2 separate regions of the Homo sapiens genome follow, and region 2 is linked to region 1. Evidence: chromatin loops called from intact Hi-C (ENCODE). Cell type or tissue: endothelial cell of umbilical vein. All regions are shown on one strand.

The links. Hi-C counts contacts between places; a loop is a spot of excess contacts. Peaks named below come from ENCODE experiments on the same cell type or tissue, not always from the same donor. Only the 100,000 strongest peaks of a DNase experiment are listed, where the experiment ranks them.
Region 2: it touches region 1 in a loop (16-fold over the local background); 17 of 110 quality-filtered maps call a loop at or near these places.

Annotation. Positions count from the first base shown.
Region 1 is chr2:183,245,970-183,250,969 of GRCh38, reverse strand. No RefSeq gene overlaps it. Among named protein-coding and RNA genes, the nearest start is that of NUP35, 120 kb to the right of the region's middle. In endothelial cell of umbilical vein, a CTCF peak has its summit at 1,909 (motif pointing left); a DNase peak (open chromatin) is centred at 1,709.
Region 2 is chr2:183,357,253-183,362,252 of GRCh38, reverse strand. No RefSeq gene overlaps it. Among named protein-coding and RNA genes, the nearest start is that of NUP35, 240 kb to the right of the region's middle. In endothelial cell of umbilical vein, no CTCF peak of the experiment used is centred here; a DNase peak (open chromatin) is centred at 2,192.

The sequences.
Region 1 (5,000 bases):
CCGCCTGACCTCCTCAAGTTCACCTGGGACCATTTGTTAAAAGTAACTTACAAAATAAAAAGAGAAAGAAAATAGAATTCTGACATTCATTATAAAACCTGACTATTGTTCTTGTATTTTCTATTCATGAATTTCTCTCTTTTTTAAATAATCACTTTTTTCTTGAACCATTTGAGTGGGTTCCTGTTCCTTGCAACCAAAGAGCCTAGAATAGAACAATTCCTTCAAGTAAATGGGTCACACACAAAATATCCTCATACTCATTGCTTATGCGCAAGTGTTGTACAAGTGACTTATTATATAGGAATGATGTTCGAGAGAAGTAAAAGCAGAAAGCCAAGTCTTTTTTGTGGTTCAAGAAGAGAAAAGATGCTCTGGGTGGTAACAGCAGAGTGTCATTCAGATGCAAAATCTAACCAACCCTTTGTGTGAGAATCTGTTTTATTACCTTAAGTTCTATTCTGTATTCATTAAATTGAACCCTGAAGGGACTTCGATTTTGCAATATGTCATTAGTTACAATGCTAACCTGAAAGTCAAAACTATATTTTGTTTTAGAGTATTCTATAATTCTAATTTCTCAGAAATTTAAACTGCATTTCTTTGCAGTCTGATAAAGTGAAATTTTTATCTGTTTACTAGGATGATAGGAATGATGTGGGCATCCCCTACCTGTTCAAACCCGCACATAACCTGCTCCATGGCAACTTTGCCCATACTGAAGAAATAAAAACACTTCTCCCTGGAGTCAGCAATTGGCAGCTGCTTTGCCTCAAGGACAAGGTCTATGTCTTTTTTAACTCAATCAGCTCAGCACCACGCCAGTGCCCTGCACAGACAGATGCTCCATAAATGCTTTTGAATCGACTAAGATGGCCAGAAAATGTAGTGTCTTCTCTCCTTTCTTCACCTGCTGCCTAAAGTGAGCTGAGAATTGGTAGGAACATGTTGGGAGAGAGAATGATAAAGGCAGAACTTAGATGCTGAGCCTAGCATTTAGAATAATAATGAAATTTTCTGAGAAGATTCTTCCTAAAATCCACATGTATTCAGATAATCCCACCAGGAAATATTACAGGTGATAAATTCAGCACAATTGCATTTTCCCCAGGTTCCCAGGAACATTTTATCCATCTCAGTGTGGTAGCCAGAAATCAAAAGAAGAGAGTGCAGAATTAACACCTGCACATTTTTAAGGATTTAATGAAATATTTATAGACTATTTCAGCCTTCTAATAAAAGTTATTACCCTTTGGTTGGTAAGTGTGACCTCCAGGGGACAATAACATTCTATTACATCTTAAAATTCTATAAAGTTATTAGTTATCTCCTATGGAAAACAATCCTTTATTGACAAGAGATAGGATGGATAGTCTAATAACTGAAATGATTCCATAAATAAATTTCAACTTGAAAGCTCTGTTGGATACACTTACCAAATCAGAACTTTAACATTTGTTATTACAGGACTCTCAAAATTATAGCTAAGTATTGCTGAATTACATGGGCACATCAGAACCAGCTTTACTCTTGTCTTGCAGGACATGTGATTATGAATTGTGTAAGAAAACTGATCAAAAAGAAATTATATATTTCCTGTCATGACTAATAGTCTCCTCTCATGTCTTCCTTTTAGGTCTATAAAGCTAATAAAATATAAGTCTGAATCATTAACAAAACTCTAAAAAATGAACACTGCTTTTCTAAAAGGAGATAAATTATGTTAAATAGGTTGTTTCCGAATAGATAAAAAGTTTTGAAACATACACTTAAATTTGTACATATGAATGAGATTGAAACATATTATGTGTGTGTATGTATATAGAATAGTCTAATGCTTTTTCATTTGAGATGGAGTATAAATAAAGTAAATTGCACCATCTGCTGGCTATATTTGGAAACAGACTCTAATTCTAAGCTCCAAGGAAAGGAGGTAAGAATTGAGAGTTACCTCCAAATATCAGGAAAAAGGCTACATCCAGCAAACAATGAAAAACATCAGTGCACTTCCATTCAAAGCCTTGAGGGTTCACTAGAAAGCCACTCAATATTGTAGAATCAGTTGCCATCTCAGTCCTACCAAGTGTTTCTGCCCTGGTGCTGGCATTATCAAAACAGTGAAATTCATGTCAGTATTTCTCATCATACACTGCAGACCCAACAATAAATACTAAACTTTAATGTTGGGAAATCCAAAGCCCATTCACACAAACAGAATTGCCAGGCTCACAGCATTTGGAGCTCATATTTTGGTAAAAGAAGTTCGCAACTCATCAAATTTATAAATCTTTTAGCCAGCCAAATTCTGAGTAATGTAGTACATTTGAATACACTTTAATAAAAAGAAGAGAGTCTCCAAATTTGGAACTGGAGGCCTGTTGAGTCCTACCTATGAGCTGAGATTTATAGTTATATTTCCTAAGTTTTAATCCAGCACTCTTAAAAAAGATACATCCATACCACAGCTTTCAGCGACTTCACTAAGTTTATCATTCCAAAGGTAAAATATTGTCCTATATTCTCCTTGCTCACTAGTCCTCTTACTCAGCCTGGTATTATTTTCTCTTTCACTGTTAAATTAGGTGAGTGAGGAGCTTTCCTATCTCAAGATGTCTGAACACTACCCCGTATTAATATTCACTCCCTACTAATTTTTCTAACTTGTTCAATCACTGTTGCATTTGAAATATTTTATCCTTGTTCCATCTACTACACTAAATCACATCTTGAAAAATTCAATTACAAGTTCAGGTGAATGATTTGAACTTGGGTTTTGTTGTTTATGATGCCACTGGAACGCATCAACTGTGCTGCATTCAATACAGGGAGCACATTACTCTTTACACAGTAATAGCTTCTTGTGAGGCTCTGGCTTACTGTAGACCTGGAGCTTATCTGTAAAATCTTTTTCTTTCCTAGTGTATTTTTCATGTTGTGAACCTGAATCATTTTTCTATTCTATTATGAAGTACTAAAGTAACTTGTATCTTGTTGTAAAGAGGAAAATCAACTTATCTTTTGAAGGAGTCCAAGTTTTATATTGAATGTAAACTATTAAATGCAGTTTTCCAACTGGATGTGACAATGTAGGACAAATGTTCTTGTCAATGATTATTTTCAAGGTGATTTAATCTTTCTCAAAAAGCAAGTTATATTTAGCCATTACTTTGGGGGAAAGGTAATTTTTTCAGTTAACATTTCCTCAACCCTGACATTTTCTTGCTTTTATGTATTTATTATTTGAAATCTCTCCATTATTTCAACAGTTCTTTGAATACACAATTCAACCCAACAATTTAATAAATGTTACTAAAGTCTTCTTGGCAGGAGCTTGTAATCTAATAGGGAAAAAATACAAAAACAGCTATTACAGCACAATGTGGTAAGAACAATAGTGGAGATATACTGTGTGCAAAGGCCCTTGTCGCATCCTTTACAGACTGAGAAAGACATCAGGCAAGAAGTGACTTGAGCTGAGCTGGCCCCTGAAGGATGGACAAGAATTTACCACCTGGCAAGGGACAGATGGGGAAGAGATTTCAGGCAAAGAAAAAGCATGTGAAAAACTCAAGATGTGAAAGAATGTGTAAAGTTTCCTTTTTTCCATTCCCAGTTCCTGCGACATTTTAGATGAAAGGTTCCACATGGAGAACTGATTTTCTAATAATGTCAAATATAAACTAAGGAAAGTTTAAATTTTTATAAATGAAATACCTTTTAGTAAACATGTCTTCAAATATAAAATCTTTATTACCAAAAAATATATATTCAACTGTATTTTATAAATGTTTTCAGATTTCTATACATGGTCAGTGGCAGGGAAGGAGGGGTTCCTGAAGGAATAATTAGGTGCCATGGAGTCAAGTTTAGTGTGATTACAAAATAACCTGAGAAAGATCAGTATAGGTATATCCTTGTAGAGTTCGCTGGCAAGAAAAAAAAAAACTAGCTTTGCTTTGTACTCAGAATAATCCACAGTCAGGTTGGATAGCAGGGCTATGACCTTGTCAATGACTTTATTTTCTAAAATAAGATAGGTAATTAGTTGTTCCTTTTGCTTTTATTAGGATAGACACAATTGGGAATTTCTGCATTTATTTTCATAGGAAGTTTCACCTGATTCTTAGCTTGTGGCACCCTGTGCTATTGAAACTGAGATTTAATGATGAGGAAATGAATAGAAACATGGGCTAAATACTCCTGGAAATAAATGCATGCACTTTAGTGCCACTGAGCAATTGGAAGTTTTGACAACTTAGGGCTTCAGGGTCACACGTTTACACTGCAGGAGATCTGCATTTTATTTCCACCAATTTTCCCTATGAGTGTGGGGTCAGAGGACAGAAGTATATGTGTTTCAAACATATGGGTATTTTTTAATTAGGAAAATTTCAAATGTATACAGAAAAATTAAGATTATTATCAACATAATCAAGTTTGTTTCATCTATAACTTCCCTCCTCTTGCCCAGATCGTTTTTGAACCAGTCCCAAACGTCAGATTATTTTCTCTGTAAACATATTAGTATGTATCCCTAAAATATAACTCTTTGAAAACAAGACCACAATACCCTCAAGAGATATTTTTACAGTATTAGAGATTAAACTTTATATAACTTCTATATCCAATTTATGTTATGTAATTACTAAATAACCTCTAGAAACATATATTTTGTCTTTTTCATGAATGAAAAGAAACTTACTAGCTAAACAGATCTTCAATAACAAAGCATTTTTAGACTACATATAGAGTATATATTTATAGGAAGAGAAAGCGTAGTATAACATATATATGCGTGTATACATATTCATTATACATATATATACACATATGTGTGTACATACATGTATATTTATTTACTCTTTATGTAAAATATATCCTAAATGACAAATAGTAACTCTTTAAGAATTTTTCTCAGTGGGACTTAGAATAAATTGGCAGAGTTTATGGGTCACTCATAGAGCAGAAACCAGAACCGTGCTCCCAGAGTGCCAGGAGAA
Region 2 (5,000 bases), 110 kb before region 1:
ATTGTATCACTTCAGTTGACTCAAGTTCAATTTTTAGTACTTGATAGACAAATGGTAAAAATAATAAGTAAATACATAATGCAGCCACTTTAGATAAGGCCCTGAGGTTCAAATCAACATCTGAACATTATCAAGCATCTGATTGAGCTATTCACTTTTATGGAACTTCTGCAAACAGAAGACAGCACTTCTCTAAAACTTTCTAGTGATGACTGACTGTGGTTCTTTCATTTTACCTAGACAGATAACTAACTAATAATGCAGTTTTTTGTTCTAAATATCCCTTGACAATTATTCCAATTTTCTGTTTGCCTTTAACATTGAAGATTTGGATGCCGAGTACCAAGTACGTATATTGTATCCTTTTTAATAATATAATTCCAATTACTACAAATGTAATTGTGAAGTCAGAGCTATATAGTATTTTGATAGCAGCACTTGTTTTTCTAACTGAAGGTAACTTGAATTATCTGGTGATTCTACATCAGTTTTCTTGCACTGATTTTTTTTAGTGTAATGCACCACTCTTTCAAACTATTTGCAATCTCATTAAGGCATTTATCTAATGAAATACTTTAAATTACTTCCCCAGATAATGTCAGATCATAATGACATCAAAATGGTGCTATCATGTAGTCCCACTGGATTTTTTATTGAAATCTTTCCATTGAATATATTGAAAAATAAAAGGAAAGACTGCTTCTAAGGATTGAAATATAATTCTCTTGAGAATCTATTAAGAACAAGTTCTTCCTGTTCCTTTAATATTCTTAAAAGGTTTTGTGTTGTGTTAGTGTTTATTATAGTTGTTTATATAAGGCTGGGTATTTCCAAACTCTCCAAATTTATTTCTCCCTACTCTGAGGAAGAAACCACCACTCATAGGCACTGAAAATACTTCTTTGGGCATACAAATACTAGTTTTTTGTTTTTACTATGAGTAACATAGGTTCAAATTAACCAATATTCTTTCACAGATTATCTGCTTTATATGCCATTTTATTTTTATCACTTCTTTTAATGCCAATGGTATATAAGCCTTTCCTCACTCCAAAATAAAATCATTTACACTTAATTTATTGATTCTAATGTAACTTGGTAAGGAGAGGTCAAGATTTATACCAATCTGAAGGATGGATTTTTTTAACTCTAAAGTTCACAGGGGTTGGGGCTAATTCTAAAGTAATATCATCAGCCAGAGTTTTAGGAAGAAATAGTGATATTGATTTTGTAACTTCTATACCCACAGTTCATATCCAGCTCCTCTTCAGGCCCAGAATCTTACTCCATGACTGACTCTCCACCTTCTTCCCAAAGAGGGTTCCTGCTTAAGCCAATAACTTCTAGGACACATACTGGAAAACAGCAAAAGGAAGGATAAAATGGCTACAAGAGAAATCTAAAGCAGGCCAAGGAGTGGTAAAAGAATTAAACCTTACTAGGATTTAACCAGTTTGACCAGGAGAAGATGGAAAGGAAGTAGTCCCTCTCTCCTGCTCCCACACAGATGGACATGTATCAATAGGGTACTGATGTAAGATGTGTGATGAGACTCTAAAACTAGAAGAGCTGGTAGTAGTACATGCATCCCATACATTTTGGGTCAGGTGAGTTGAGTGGGTGCTTTTGGGGTATTTGGGTTGGAGGGATGGGGAGACTTGGCAGATTTAGCAAATAAAAATAGAGAATTCCCAGCTAAATTTGAATTTCAGATTTGAAAAATGAAAGGGTGTTTTATACGTATGTCTCATGCAAGATTTCAGACACACTCATACTAAAATTGTCTTCATTGTTCATGCAAAGTTCAAATTTCAGCAGGCATCCTGTATTATATCTATAGCGAGAGTCTCCTGCAGGCTTGGGATATCTTAAGCTTCACAATGGCCTCCAGGAGGGCAAACAAGAGAATGAAGGCTTTGAGAACCTTGGAATTATAGAAGGAACAGAGAAAGGCCAAAAAAAGATAGAGGAGTTGATGGCTCTAGGCCCAAAAGAAAATACAAGAAAATACCCTCTAAGAAGTATAGCCCATCTCATCAAAATAGGAAGGAGATTAAACTCGTCATCTATTCACTCAGCAAGTAGATCAATTTGGTTTGGGAGAAAATTATTGACCCAGAGGAGTTGAAATACTTTTTAGAAATTGAGAGTATAATCTTGATCTGCTCACTGCAGAGGGCAGCGTTGCCCCAAGATTTGCAATTTCTCTGATACCATCAATATGAAACAGACTTTATAATAATAAAACCATTATAAGGAAAAAATGTAAGTTTCATTGCTTCTCTGAAGCATGCCAGACATGCTAGCTGAATAGTCAGGTAAGATATCTCATGAACAAGTTTCATGTAAGATTTCTCTCTTAAATAGCTTTTCTTTTCTTGTTCTTTCTCTCAGATTCCAGGAGAAATCTGCTGCATAGAAATGTATTATTTTACCTTTCTTTAAATCCTAAATGTTTATTTGACGTTATGGTATCCATGTGCTAACAGTTTGAATTTAATTTAAATTATCTTCCATCTATAAAATCAAGCTTTTTTGTTTAATGATTTGGCCTCAGGTAGTTTGAGTTACATTATCCCAAGATTCAAAATTTAAATGTCCGTGTGGTTAGGCACATGACATTATGACATTCGGATCTTGTTTGTAATTTCCTTTGCATAGACATACCTCATTTTGGTCTCCTTTTCATGATCTAAATCGAATTTCCTTAAGTAGCTATTATCCAAAGTCAGACTATGAACTACCAAGTCTAGGCTACATTCTGTTTCCAGGAGTGTTGCAGACCATTCTTAAAAGTAAGTCATCCCTCAAATCAATAAAAGTTTTTACATGGCTCTTTGCAGTGATTTAGACTATTCTTCTGTTGTTAAACATCCCATTGTAATACACAGATGGTTACAATAGAGCATGTTAACCACTATGATGAGGGAGTTCAGAGTGTGCAGGGAGCACATAGCTATATCCCAAATACAAAGTGGAAGCTGCACAAGACCTTCCAGAGAAGATGACCTGCAGTTTGAGGCTCATATAGAAGTTGCCACAGGAATAAAGGAGTGATGGACTATCCAAGAAGATGTATTCTTTTGTTCCTTAAAAAAACTACTGGATATGCTGTTTGAACAGCTTAAGAGAGTTTCAGGGATAATTCTTGGTGTGCCAGATATTTGCCCTACGTGATAATTTAGTAATCTAATTCCCACACTAAATTCAATTCTAATATATATTGAAACATATATTAAGTGTCTAAAGACATTTAAATTCAAAACTAGGGTGTTAAGACTTTAGCAGTATCTTTTCTAAGTTCACTTCAAACCATCATGTTAGTTTTAAAAATCATAGATTCATGGAAATGCAGTTTCAGAAGGGAAATAAAAGATCATCTAATCCAATTCCCTTATTTTATATACGTAATTCTAATAAATCCAGAGTCCCAAGTAAATCAGTCTTAGAACAGTGGCTTATTTTAAAAGCTCAGTTAACAATCAAAAGTGAATTTTTAAAATTCCACTTTTACATATATTTCTCATAAACCATTGTAACTTGGTCACTGAATAAGCTGGACTTATTCAAGGACAAAAGAAACTATATTCTTCTTGCTTCTCCCCATTAAACTGGCTTCATGGACTCATTCTTTCTCCCTTCTGTATAGAATCCCAGGCAAGTCCCATGGCTTTTCTAGACACTCTTACATATTAAATAAAAAGAAACTTTCTTCTGGCATTTGTTTAAAATGAGGCCCAGCATAAAAGTCAAATAAGTCTATCCAGGCCAGTGTAAAAAATCAAGACTCAATTTAGAACTTCTCTCCTCCATCAAATCACCTCTGTCCCAAGTTTGGAAGCCTGAAAGGAAGAGAAAGGAAGCCAGGTGGGAGGGCGGCCCTGCTTCCTCTCCTATATGCGCTCTTTCCAGGGTCAGAGAATGGAAAGAAAGAGGTAACGGGACTGAAGATGTCCCAGATTACTGCCCTATCAGATTCTGGGATTGGTGCCCTGTGAATGTGGCTTCCAAAGCTAATCCTTTTTTCTCGTGCAGGAAAAATGGCACATGTGGTGCTATCCATTCGCTTCCCAGTAGCCCCTAGGTTTCAAGTGACTACCATCTCTGGTCACATTGTACAGTGGTCTTCTTGGACAGGATAACTTTCAAGTAGTCTCTGACTATCATCAATCCAGGGGCTCCACATTTGTCCCCAAGAAACCTTGCGTATGTCACACCATACACACACAAGCCAGCAAGTGCAGCTTGCTTCCGTTGCAGTTCTCATTCCTGTGTGGATCAGAAGGGGACAGGGCCAGCTTCAGCTTCTGGCCCAGAGCTCCTTCAGGCATGATGAGTCAAATACCAGCCTTGGAGACCCTCACATCTAAAGGACACAGATAAACTTTGCACCTGGTTTAAAGTGAAAGGAAAATGTCCTCCTACACATTACATCCGTTGGGGGTGTGATTGACAAAGAAGAATAATTCAACATACTGATAACTTTCTCCAATAAATCCTTTCTCAGCCTCGCCAGCTTCACCCTTATATGGATGTGATCTAGGTAATAAATTTTTTTAGAAAATCCATTTTGGACACCCCCTTTGCAAGTGCCACCTAGGATGCCAAGCACCTCACTTTAGAATGTAAGAGTCTGAAACAGTATTCTCAGCCTTTGACCTCTCCCGAAACTCCAAGGCAAGAAGACATGGCATTAACATTTTGCTCTAACTTGAACATATGGCCCCAGCCTCATTTATGGAAGTACTTGCTTTTCTGTCTCCTTCCTGACCCCCACAGCTACCCCAGTACCTATCACCTTTCCTCCAAAATATCCCTGATATAATTTTTTTTTTTTTTTTTTTTTTTTTTTTTTTGAGACAGAGTCTCGCTCTGTTGCCCAAGCTGGAGTGCAGTGGCAGGATCTCGGCTCACTGCATGCTCCGCCTTCTGGGTTCAGGCCATTCTCCTGCCTCAGCCTCCTGAGTAGCTGGGACTACAGGCACCCACCACCACGCCCG